Regions from separate parts of the Homo sapiens genome. Here region 1 is linked to region 2. A link is an interaction called in ENCODE POLR2A ChIA-PET data of the cell type or tissue named here. Cell type or tissue: GM12878. All regions are shown on one strand.

The links. ChIA-PET counts read pairs that join two places held together with the same protein. Peaks named below come from ENCODE experiments on the same cell type or tissue, not always from the same donor. Only the 100,000 strongest peaks of a DNase experiment are listed, where the experiment ranks them.
Region 1: POLR2A ChIA-PET joins it to region 2 with 7 read pairs; 2 of 35 experiments call an interaction of 5 or more read pairs at or near these places.

What each region holds. Positions count from the first base shown.
Region 1 is chr9:131,386,979-131,390,978 of GRCh38, reverse strand. It overlaps a transcript of PRRC2B not described here. Among named protein-coding and RNA genes, the nearest start is that of PRRC2B, 5.1 kb to the left of the region's middle. In GM12878, no CTCF peak of the experiment used is centred here; no DNase peak of the experiment used is centred here.
Region 2 is chr9:131,921,372-131,925,371 of GRCh38, reverse strand. The region is part of intron 4 of MED27 (mediator complex subunit 27); the gene reads left to right. Among named protein-coding and RNA genes, the nearest start is that of MED27, 160 kb to the left of the region's middle. In GM12878, no CTCF peak of the experiment used is centred here; a DNase peak (open chromatin) is centred at 2,228.

The DNA.
Region 1 (4,000 bases), 530 kb after region 2:
CCTGTCTCTACTAAAAATACAAAAATTAGCCAGGCCTGGTGGTATGTGCCTGTAATCCCAGCTACTCAAGAAGCTGAGGCAGGAGAACTGCTTGAACCTGGGAGGTGGAGGTTGCAGTGAGCCGAGATTGCACCATTGCACTATAGCCTGGGCGACAGAGCGAGACTCTGTATCAAAAAAAAAAAAAAAAAAAAAAAGCTAGGGCACAGTGGCTCACGCCTGTAATCCCAGCACTTTGGGAGGCCGAGGCAGGTGGGTCACGAGGTCAAGAGATCGAGACCATCCTGGCTAACATGGTGAAACCCCATCTCTACTAAAAATACAAAAAATTAGCCAGGCGTGGTGGCGGGCGCCTATAGTCCCAGCTACTCGGGAGGCTGAGGCAGGACAATGGCATGAACCTGGGAGGCAGAGCTTGCACTGAGCTGAGATCACACCACTGCACTCCAGCCTGGGCGACAGAGCAAGACTCTGTCTCAAAAAAAAAAAAAAAAAAAAAAAAGGCAAGCTAGGAGTCTTGGGAGAGAAGAGACCTGGCTTCAAATCCAGCTCAGCCATCTCCTACCTCCCTGACCATCCTCATGGAGAGAATGGCATGCAGTCATCCATCCCTGCAAAGTGCTTAGCCCAGAGGAGAGCCCTGGGAATCAAAGTTCGTCCGTTCATTCACTGGGCACCTGCACTCTGGTGCTCACTGTGCCAGGCTCTGGGGCCATGCTGTTGAACTGGGCAGAGAAGGGCCACTACAGTCAATAAAACAAACACAGGCCAGACGCAGTGGCTCACGCCTGTAATCCCAGCACTTTGGGAAGCCAAGGCGGGAGGACCACGAGGTCAGGAGATCAAGACCATCCTGGCCAACACGGTGAAACCCTGTCTCTACCAAAAATACAAAAACTAGCCAGGCGTGGTGGCGGGCACCTGTAATCGCTCGGGAGGCTGAGGCAGGAGAATCGCTTGAACCCAAGAGTTGGAGGTTGCAGTGAGCCAAGATCGCCACTGCACTCCAGCTTGGCGACAAAACAGGACTCCATCTCAAAAAAAAAAAAAACAAAAAAAAAAACAACCATGTTCCGAGGTTTTAGTTCTGGTTCTGTCTCCAACCAGCAGAGCTAGCCTTTTGGTGCCTAAGAGTTTCTACCTGCGAAAATTGGGTGGGGAGCACTGTGGTGTCTCTCCAGCTGGGATCCCCAAGCAGAGAAGAGAGCTTGGCACAAAGTAAGCACTCAATCTCCATGGTGGTTGAAAAGTGGATGCCTGGACAACTGAGGCCAAAATCATGGCTCCTGACCAACCACACAAAACACACGGCTCACAAAACCAGCCAAATAAGCACATGCACTAAAGCCTCCAAACCTCAGCAAGCCTGGAGGTGGGTGCCCAGCCTCCCTTCCCCTACTGTCACCACTATGGGGACAAAGCATCCAGCAAGGTGTCAGAGGAAGAAAACATACCTGGTGTTTTGAATACCTGCACTTAACAGTCGAGAAAATAGAGCATCAGAAAGTTCAGTGACTTGCCCAGCCAGGCACAGTGGCTCATGCATGTGATCCTAGCACTTTGGGAGGCCAAGGTGGGCGGATTGCCTGAGGTTGGGAGTGTGAGACCAGCCTGACCAACATGGAGAAACCCCATCTCTACTAAAAATACAAAAACTGAGCCAGGCATGGTGGCGCATGCCTGTAATCCCAGTTACTTGGGAGGCTGAGGCAGGAGAATCGCTTGATTCACCAGGGAAGCGGAGGTTGTGGTAAGCCGTGATCCCAGCACTGCATTCCCGCTTGGGCAACAAGAGCGAAACTCTGTCTCAAAAAAAAAAAAAAAAAAAATTGAAAGGAGCCAGGCGCAGTGGCTCACACCTGTAATCCCAGCACTTTGGGAGGCCAAGGTGGGTGGATTGCCTGAGCTCAGGAGTTCGAGACCAGCCTGGGCAACATGGTGAAACCCCCATCTCTACTAAAATACAAAAAATTTGCCAGGAGTGGCGGCATGCACTTGTAGTCCCAGCTACTTGGAAGGACGAGGCAGGAGAATTGGTTGAATCCGGGAGGGGGAGGTTGCAGTGAGCCAAGATCATGCCACTGCACTCCAGCCTGGGCAACGGAGCGAGACTCCGTCTCAAAAAAAAAAAAAAAAAAGGTAAAAGGAGGGGCCAGGTGCGGTAATCCCAGCACTTTGGAAGTCCAAGGAGGGCGGATCACGAGGTCAAGAGATCGAGACCATCCTGGCCAACATGGTGAAACCCTGTCTCTATTAAAAATACAAAAATTAGCTGAGCATAGTGGCGTGTGCCTGTAGTCCTAGCTATTCAGGAGGATGAGGCAGGTGAATCACTTGAACCCAGGAGGCGGAGGTTGCAGTGAGCCAAGATCGCGCCACTGCACTCCAGCCTGGTGACAGAGCAAGACTCTGTCTCAAAAGAAAAGAAAAGAAAAAAAGTGCTGGGCGTGGTGGCACACGTCTGTAATCCCAGCACTTTGGGAGTCCGAGGTGCGCGGATCACCTGAGGTTGGGAGTTCAAGACCAGCCTGACCAACATGGTGAAACCCCATCTCTACGAAATACAAAAAATTAGATGGGTGTGGTGGTGTATGCCTGTAATCCCAGCTACTCGGGAGGCTGAGGCAGGAGAATTGCTTGAACCTGGGAGGTGGAGGTAGCAGTAAGCCAAGATTGCACCACTGCACTCCAGCCTGGGCAACAAGAGGGAATCTCCATCTAAAAAAAAAAAAAAAAAAAGTAAAAGTAAAAGTTGATGAAATTAATTTTAATAATGATTTTTTTTTTTTTTTAGACAGCGTCTCGCTCTGTTGCCCAGGCTGGAGTGCAGTGGAGCAATCTCGGCTCACTGCAACCTCGGCCCCCCGCCCACAATGCGTTCAAATGATTCTCATGCCTCAGCCTCCTACATAGCGTGTGCCATCGCACCCAGCTAACTTTTTGTATTTTAGGTAGAGATGGGGTTTTGCCATGTTGGCCAAGCTGGTCTTGAACTCCTGGCCTCAAGTGATCCACCCACCTGGGCCTCCCAAAGTGCTGGGATTACAGGCATGGGCCACTGCACCTGGCCTAATAATGAATTTTATTTAGCCTACTATATCAAAAATATTACTGTTGCAACAGGTAATTAATATTTTAAAATTATAAATGAGATCACTGACATTCTTTGTGGTCACATGAAGTCTTCAAGTCCGGCATGTATTTTATACTTTATAGCACATGCCACTCAGTGCTGGGCAGGTTTCACACTCTCGGTGGTGGCACAGGGGCAGTGAGCTCTTTACCTTCTCCACTGTTCCTCACAGCCTTTGCCAAAGTTTGGGAAGTGGAGGAGATGACAGTACCGTGAGAGGCAGGATGACCGCATCTGTCTTATTTGATGCAAATCCCTCAGGGATTAAGTCTGGCACAAGGGAGATATCGGTCTAAGGCTCAGGAGGACAAGGACTTAGTCCATTTGGTTCTCTGCTGTGATGGTTAATACTGAGTGTCAACTTGATTGTATTGAAAGATATAAAGTATTAATCCTGGGTGTGTCTGTGAGGGTGTTGCCAAAAGAGATTAACATTTGAGTCAGTGGCCGGGGAAGGCAGACCCACCCTTAATCTGGTGGGCACAATCCAATCAGCTGCCACGGAACATAAAACAGGCAGAAAACTAAGAGAGAGAGAGACAGGTGGCCGGGCGCGGTGGCTCACGCCTGTAATCCCAGCACTTTGGGAGGCGGAGACGGGCGGATCACCTGAGATCGGGAGTTCGAGACCAGCCTGACCAACATGGAGAAATCCCGTCTCTACTAAAAATACAAAATTAACCAGGCGTGGTGGTGCATGCCTGTAATCCCAGCTACTTGGGAGGATGAGGCAGAAGAATCGCTTGAACCCGGAAGGCTGAGGTGGCGGTGAGCCGAGATCGTGCCATTGCACTCCAGCCTGGGCAACAAGAGCGAGACTGTCTCAAAAAAGAAAGAAAGAAAGAAAGAAAGAGACAGGCCTAACTT
Region 2 (4,000 bases):
TAAATGCTTGAGGGGAAAGACACCCCATTCTCCATGATACGGTTATTATGCATTGCATGCCTGTATCAAAACATCTAATGTATTCCATAAATATATACAACTCTTATGTACCCACAAAAAAATAAGAATAAAATAATCAAATAAACAGTCCTGCTCAGAACATTCTTGTTCGTATTCCATAGTACCCGTGGGCTACAGTTTTTCTTGGATCTATTCCTAGGAGTGGAATTGCTTGGTTTAGGACAGTGGTTCTTAACTGGGAGTGATTTTTGCCTCCCAGCAGACATTTGGCAAGGCCTAGAGATATTTTTAATTGCCACAACCTGGGGAAAGTGATGTTCCTGTCATCTATTGGGTAAGCGTGAGAACAAAAATGTAGACCTAAATAAATAAACAAGCAAAGAAAATATCACCTAGAGAAAGAAACACTGAAAATATTACACACATAACTATAGAATGATATGACCAAGTTGAGACCACACATATCAGTCATATCAATAAATATGAATTAATTTAACACACTTATTGAAAGCTTTTTAAAGGTGGTGATGATGTGGAAAAATAGGTATGCATTAAAGGATAGGAAAACACCACAAAAAGAAAAGCTACCAAGGGAGCTAGCCCTGTCAAGCATTAAAACATACCCTAAAACCTGTATCATTAGAACAGTGCAGTACTGGCTCATAAGTAGACAAACAGGCTAGTAGAATAAAATAGCCTAGACATAGACCCAAGTACATGTGGAAATTGAGTATGATGCAGGTGGCATCTCAGGTCAGTAGGGCCTCAGTCATAAAAAGGAAAAACACCTTCAGATGGTCAAAAACATCATTAGAAAATCAAAAGACAGCCAAGCTGGGAGAAAATATTTGCAACATACATTACAGACAGGACTAATATCCCTAAAATTATTTTTTAAATCATAAAAATATAGGGTAAAACACCAAAAATGGGATAGAAAATGAGGAAAAGAAACAGACAATTCACCAAATTTTAAATATATATATGAGATACTTAAACAGATGAAAAGATGTTCAACCTTACCCATAATTAGGGAAATGCGAATTAAAATTGCACTGAGGTACCATTTCTCACCTACCAGATTGGCAAAAATTAAAAAAACATAACAACAGGTTCTGTTGGTAAAGGCTGTGGGGAAACGCCCTCTCATACCTTGCTAATGAGAATGCAGATTCATCCAACTGTTTTGAAGGGACTTTGGCAATGTCTAAGAAAACTATGTACATCACACTTCCAGCAATATATGAAAATACATATATACCACTATTAACTGAAGCTTGTTTGTAATTGTAGAATATTGGAAATAGCCGAAATGCCTGTGCAGAGGCGTGTGATTGAATACATTATGATACACTCGCACAATGGAGCCACATCACTTTTTTTTCCATCTTCAGAAAAGAATGAGAAAGACCTCTATGACTCACATGCAGTGATTGCCAGGATATATTGTTAATAGAAAAAAAGCAAAATGCAAGAGTATCCTTAATACGCTTACTTTTTCTGGAAAAAGGGAGATATAAAATACCCTTATCTGCTCATTTCTACTGGGGAAACAACACAGGAAAGAGAAACCTGAAGCAGAGAAATTGGTTATGGGTGGGTAGATGGGAAAGGCATGTCACAGGTGAGGAGCGGGGAATAGAGGAAAGCAGGTGTGTGTTGGGGAGGCCTGACTCTGAGCATACCTTCTTATGTAGTTCTGACTGTTAGAACATGTGAATGTTTCACATACTTGAAAAAGTAAATAAACTGGACAAGATTTTAAAAAAGAAGAATGCAAAACAAGTAAATTGAAATGTATTTCAATTGAATAATGTGACCATGCCTTAGGGGATAGGAGAGGGATAGAGAACTAACACTAGTAACCTTTGAACTTGACATTTTGACCCTAAACCCTTAAGCTAGGGATTATAATAACTGTGAACTAATATTAAACTTCAGTTGGTTGGCTGGTTTTTCACAGTGGTTTGGATTAGTGATTCTGAAACTATGTGTATTCTAGGTTTGAGCAAATACGGAAATAAATTGTGGATAATGGGAGCCAAGTTTCATCCCTTTGGAGAGAGAAGTTATAAAGATGGAAAGTAGAATGCCAAAAGTCAACCCTCAGTGTGTTGGACTGCGATTGGAAGTATCAGTATCAATGGATTGTTTTTAATGTATGGATGTAGAAATAGATATAGATGTGTCTGTACACAGGAGTGCACGTTTCCCAATTCTGTCTGCTGAGAAGGTCTAGAAGCAGTGAGACCCCAGCAACAGTGAGCACAACTATCATCCACATATTAGTTTCTAAATATCATTCTCACTAATAGGAACTCCTTGGAGAAGTGGCTGATTCCAGAACAGGAGCAGGAAAAGATGAGCCTAGAGCATCTTGCTGTGCCGGAAAGTAAGGAAGTGCCCAAAGAATGATAGGGACACATCAAAGGACACAGGCTGGGCACGGTGGTTCACGCCTGTAATCCCAGCACTTTGGGAGGCCGAGAATGGTGGATCACTTGAGGTCAGGAGTTTGAGACCAGCCTGGCCACCATGGCGAAACCCCGTCTCTACTAAACATACAAAAATTATAGCATTAGGAGATATACCTAATGCTAAATGACGAGTTAATGGGTGCAGCACACCAACATGGCACATGTATACATATGTAACAAACCTGCACATTGTGCACATGTACCCTAAAACTAAAAGTATAATAATAATAAAAGAAAAGAAAAAAATAAAAATAAAAATACAAAAATTAGCTGGGTGTGGCGGTGCATGCCTGTAATCCCAGCTACTCAGGAGGCTGAGGCAGGAGAATTGCTTGAACCTGGGAGGTGGAGGTTGCAGTGAGGCAAGATCGTGCCACTGCACTCCAACCTGGGTGACAGAGTGTGACTGTGTCTCAAAAAAAAAAAAAAAAGACACAGAAGCCAGTTGAAAGGAGCCTCCTACTCACCAAACCCAGGACAATTGAACACCAAAATAAATAACACTCATAATGGATTACAGTCCATTGAATACAGTAGTAATCCTTGAGTCCACACTGATTTAAGTAAATACATGGTAAAAAATTGAAAGCTATCAGTGTAAGAATAGCTCACGGTATATTGCTCATTTCTTTAACAATAGCTGTGGGAAAGCTCTTTCTTTTTTTATTTTTATTTTTATTATTTTATTTTATTTTATTTTTTATTATACTTTAAGTTCTAGGGTACATGTGCACAATGTGCAGGTTTGTTAGATATGTATACATGTGCCACACTGGTGTGCTGCATCCGTTAACTCGTCATTTACATTAGGTATTTCTCCTAATGCTATCCCTCCCCCTCCCCCCTCCCCATGACAGGCCCCGGTGTGTGATGTTCCCTACCCTGTGTCCAAGTGTTCTCATTATTCAGTTCCCACCTATGAGTGAGAACATGCAGTGTTTGGTTTTCTGTCCTTGCGATAGTTTGCTCAGAATGATGGTTTCCAGCTTCATCCATGTCCCTACAAAGGACATGAAACTCATCCTTTTTTATGGCTGCATAGTATTCCATGGTGTGTATGTACCACATTTTCTTAATCCAGTCTATCGTTGGACATTTGGGTTGGTTCCAAGTCTTTGCTATTGTGAATAGTGCCGCAGTAAACATACGTGTGCATGTGTCTTTATAGCTGCATGATTTATAATCCTTTGGGTATATGCCCAGTAATGGGATGGCTGGGTCAAATGGTATTTCTAGTTCTAGATCCTTGAGGAATTGCCACACTGTCTTCCACAATGGTTGAACTAGTTTACAGTCCCACCAACAGTGTAAAAGTGTTCCTATTTCTCCACATTCTCTCCAGCACCTGTTGTTTCCTGACTTTTTAATTATCGCCATTTTAACTGGTGCGAGATGGTATCTCATTGTGGTTTTGATTTGCATTTCTCTGATGGCCAGTGATGATGAAGGAAAGCTCTTTCTTACAGTAGAATGTGAACTAAGAAATGTAAAAGAAACCAGAA